Linked DNA regions of Homo sapiens: region 2 is linked to region 1. A link is an interaction called in ENCODE POLR2A ChIA-PET data of the cell type or tissue named here. Cell type or tissue: PC-3. All regions are shown on one strand.

What was found. Peaks named below come from ENCODE experiments on the same cell type or tissue, not always from the same donor. Only the 100,000 strongest peaks of a DNase experiment are listed, where the experiment ranks them.
Region 2: POLR2A ChIA-PET joins it to region 1 with 6 read pairs; 2 of 35 experiments call an interaction of 5 or more read pairs at or near these places.

Annotation. Positions count from the first base shown.
Region 1 is chr7:83,853,974-83,856,473 of GRCh38, forward strand. No RefSeq gene overlaps it. Among named protein-coding and RNA genes, the nearest start is that of SEMA3E, 210 kb to the left of the region's middle. In PC-3, no CTCF peak of the experiment used is centred here; no DNase peak of the experiment used is centred here.
Region 2 is chr7:84,041,105-84,043,604 of GRCh38, forward strand. All of the region lies in intron 6 of SEMA3A (semaphorin 3A), which reads right to left. Among named protein-coding and RNA genes, the nearest start is that of SEMA3A, 150 kb to the right of the region's middle. In PC-3, no CTCF peak of the experiment used is centred here; a DNase peak (open chromatin) is centred at 1,307; H3K27ac peaks cover 2,500 bases.

The DNA of each region.
Region 1 (2,500 bases):
AATGTGTTTCTGGAACAAATATGGGTATCTTCAGTTTTGGAAAATAGGGAGTTTCCATAGGGAGGTGATTGGATTGGTAAAGGAAAGAAGATAACAGCTTAAGAATAGATCAGCAAGAAGGATAACATTATGACCCGAGTTAAAGTATTCAAACAAAGACACTTCAGTTCCTAAGCTAAGAGAGATTAAAAAAATTAACTCTTGCTGTAAACAAGAAGAATGTGATGGTAATTATAACACTGTGTTTGCAAGAGTAGGTTGAATTGCCAGGAGGTGAAATTGAGGTAAAGCATCAACTTTTTCATTCTTTTTAGATTTTTAAAAAGTTTTATTGTTTCTATTAATACTAAGATAGAACATTTTGAACTCTGTGAGCTTAGTTTTAAAATGTAGAGATCCCACAACTTCAAAATCAACCCAATACTAGATAATCATCCATAGTTTCAGCACTGGAAACAATAGGAAACCATTTACCAAGACTGTTCTGAAAATGTGGAGTGGGAAGTATCAAATTAGCTCTTAATTCGTAACTAGTGGCTGGGTGAAGAGCTGTAAGGGCAGAGAGAATGTCATGGGGTAGAAACAGAATCTTAAGAGCAAATGAACACAGGTGTAAGGTGAATCTGGTGGCTAATACCAAGTAGCAAAATCAGGAGGGGCTGGAAGGGACAAGTGCCATATCATATATACGGGTCAATGATGGAAGTCAAATAATCAAAAGGAGTCAGATATTATTACATAACTACGGGCACACAGGTATTCAAAGTAAGGATCCGGGATATTGAACCAGTGGAAGCCATGGAAAGCTGAAGGTCTGTACAATCAAATGTTTTTTTGCTGACAGATAGGTAGTGTGCTTTGGCTGCCTTTCATTCTTGATTGCAGGTGTTTCTATCTCTGGATTTCAAAGTTTCAAGACTTTTGTCTTACACAAGAGTGTGCCAAGTGTAGCTTAAAAATGCTAAATGCCTTGCACATTATAGGTGCTCAATAAATGTTTATTTAATTAAATATTTATTTAATTTAGTTATAGTATAGCATGCCAATGAGTTGCATGTTCTCATATAACCAAATGAGAAACATGTGTTATTGATCAATAGCTATTTTATGGGAGGGAAGAAAAAAGAAAGGAAGGCAAAAGGAAAGAAAGAGATGTAGAAGAAGAAGGAGAAAGAGGCAGGCAGGAAGGAAGGCAGGTAATAAGAGACTTACATTTTCTAAGTCCGATGTCACAATATTATTCAACAAAGTTTTTTACGTGGCTTCAAAGAGGATAGAAAATATAACTCTGTGGCTGTGAATGTTATAATTTAAAAAGTAATAATTATAATTAATAAAAAAATTAATAAAAGTAATTATAATTAATAAATTAAAAATGTTATAATTTAAAAAATTTTCAGGATGGAATGCTTTTTGTGGATGAATAGATGGAAGGATAACATGACAACAATTATTTTCAATCCCCAGCTGGAATAATCTATAGAATAATGAGGAAGCATGTAGCAGGGACAGGGAAATCTAAACACCAGTGAAATATACGTATATATAATGAGGCAATGTAAGTGTGAATGACTCTTCATACTTCATTTAAAGCAGGTTCACTGTGCACTAGTTACCAATTTGTCTGAGTTTAGTGAGATAGAATACCTACATACACAACAAATTACATGAGCAGATTCATTGCTTACAGATAGTCAGGAAGGGACAACAGAAGCTTAAGATTCATTGCCAACTGAATTCCCCCAGGACCCAGAAAAGCTGCCCAAGGGGGATGGAATCTTACCTTCATGGTCCCCACACGAACTGCAGCTGAGAGATGCCAGAAGGCAGCCGATCCTGAGCTTTATGCACTGGGGTCACATGAACCACGGGGGAAAACCTTGTAATAAATCCTTTTCTAGAGGGAGGCTGGAACAGAGCATGAGGTATTCCACTGAGGTTCTATCTTAGTATGTTGTATTTCCAGAACATTGTACAATTTTTCTTGAGAACAGGAGAGAAGAGGGAGAACTGGATTTGTTTAAGGCCACCTGGAGGAATTTCCAAAGTCTCATGATATAAATTCAAAATTAACTATGCTTAAAAATTGAAATCATCATAAGGCTAGAAGATGAGATGAAAAAATATATAATCATTAAAATGGAAAGGCTTGTTTATGAACCAAAATCCAATTACCACAATAGAAAATATTAATCAAGTATAATTGCATATAAACCTAAACCATCAACAAGAAGAACAGCTAAACGTAAACTAGTAGATCTAAAGAAGACCCAAGAGAACTGCATGGCCCAGTGACCGGAGACCAGAGAAATTTGGATGATTCAGCATATCTAAATGTAGAGAGGTAGCAAAGACCAGGTGGAAAATTGTGCTTTTTTTTTTTTTTTTTTTTTTTGAGACAAAGTCTTGTTCTGCCACTCAAGCTGGAGTGCAGTGGCACAGTCATAGCTCACTGCACCCTCTAACGCCTGGGTGCAAGTGATCCTCCCACGTCAGCCTC
Region 2 (2,500 bases), 190 kb after region 1:
AAAAAATAAAACCAGTTTTCAAATATATTGCCATTAATGAGTTAATTTTTATTCCAAAGCTTTATTCATATTTCCTTATTAGTAATTTCAAAAAACTTGCTAAAAGTCTTTATGTTCCTTAGACAAAAAGTGACAGAGAAAGTATGTCCTTGATAAAGGATATCAAGTGATGGTATATTTTGGTAACTTTTAGTTCTTTATGAAAAAAAGATGTATTTAGTGATTTGATTAAATGTATTATTATTTAGAGAGTAGAATAATTTCATGGTGTATATTTATTGTTTAAAAAGATACATTTATAATGGCTGTGCATTATTTGTTGGGACGAAAATGTTTCTGAGTAATAGATTCTTGAGGAAACAAAACTACTAAGTTGTGTTTAGGTATAGACATAACTATTATTCTAAAGTTTGCATATTTGAATTTTCAGCATAATTTCAAGAAAATACCTTAAGTATTCTCATTTTATTTCTGTGACTTTATACATTGATACTCCAGAATTGCTAGCTAATGCATACACTACTTACTCATAGAATACATAATTCAAACGTTTTAAAATACTGCATTCTTGTTTTCTTCTTTCATTGACTATAAAAACTAAGAGGACCTTTGTTGTTGCTGTTGTTTTAACTGAATGATCACTCAGCTTCTCTAACACTCATCTGCTCAAATAACCATAAAACAGGCTTATAGAGGGCTTTTTCCCCAAAGGTCAGCAAAATACTATAACTTGCTTAAGCCAAAGAAATAATCAAAAATGACATCATCGTTAAGTCTGACTTTATGCAAAACTAGATGATCTGTTTTAGTTATTAAAGAAAATGCAATTGGATACTCTGACGTTTTTTATGTCTCCAAAGATAGTAAGATCGAAATAGTGTATTAAAAGAGCTGTACAAGTGTACAAGTGATTTGAGATTGGGTATCTGGTAACGTGTAATGTTAACTTGCGTATTCATAGTTTATTTGCAGTCATATGTTTCATCACTGGGTCTAGTTTTCTAAAAGCGCATGTTGTGGAGAAATTTGAATCTTAAGAGAGTACGAAATATCCTAGTACATGACCACAGAGGAAGCTACGCTGATTCCAATAAGGGCAGGCCATCAGGGTATGAATATTACAAGTGAGAGGAAGTGAAGTGATGACTTGCATACCATTTCAATTACAGAAAAAGAGCAAGTGAGTTAGTCTATCTACAGGCACGATCCTTTTAGGAAATTCCACTAAAAGAAAACAGGTCTTCCTGAAATGAGTGGGAAGGCGTCACACTCCAGGCATTGTAATTAGGTCTGTTTGTGTTCCCCAGGCCTTGGGATCCATGTGGTTTCATATATTAAACCCGACTCTGGCTGCCCTTTCACCCTGACTCAAATATAATCACTCACAGAGTGAGTCAGGCCAAGCTTCCTAAGCGTGCTCCACCCAACAGAAGTGGGATAAAGGATACTCAGATAATTAGCATTTATTAAGTGCTTACTACATACCAAGAACTTGCTCAGTGTTTTTTATACATTAATATGTGGTCGTTTTTCCACAACAACTATAGGAGATAGGTAGTACCTCTGTTCATTTTATTAATGTAAGGGCCAAAGTAAAGTGAAACCCTGCCTCATTCTAAAGATAGTCTTTCTTCCAAATCATGTATCATCCCACTATTACTCCAAGACATAAACAATATTGGAAAACAGTCTCCATCAAATAAGAAAAATAAATGTGAGCTAGAAAAATAAACTGCTCTAATGAATGGTTAATATGGACAATAACTAGGTAGTAGTATTTTCATACTAAATGTTAAGATATCATTATGATAACAGCAGCATAAACTTATTTGTTTCCTTACTATAAATATACACAGAACAATTTTACTTTATTTCCACATTAAGCTGAAATTGGAATTGAAATTTGAAATCATATAATACTGAGAGAATTTATGTAGTACAAGAAAAAAATACTGGTACATCATGCCAAACCCCTAGCAGTATATTTTCTGAAATAAAACATTGTTATAACATTTAGAAACCCTAAATTAGGGTTTATCGTAACTAATGAAGATGTTTTAAGAACGTTATTACATGTTAAAATGTAAAATACACAACAGACTCCATTGTCTGAAGTTTCTTAATCTGAAAGTGTTATTCATTCCTAAATTTTCCTGCTAAAACTGAATTTAAACATTTATTGGCATTATCATATAAATTTTCTAATTATGAAAGTAGTGAAACTCCATTTTAAAAAATCAAGATATTTCAAGTTACAATTTTAGAGAACTGTTTGGTTGTTTGCTTTTCCTTACCAGGAACAAAAATTAAAAGTCATCTAAAATAGGTGAACTGATTCTTCCAAAAGAGTTGAACTGATTTGAGAAAAATAAAGTCCTATGCTGAAATTAATTTTAATATTCCTGAAGACCTTTAAAAACTACTTTGCAAAGCAATGTGTTAATTCTGGAACACGTATGATTGTATAGTCTATGCTGATGCCTCAAAACTCATTTATTTT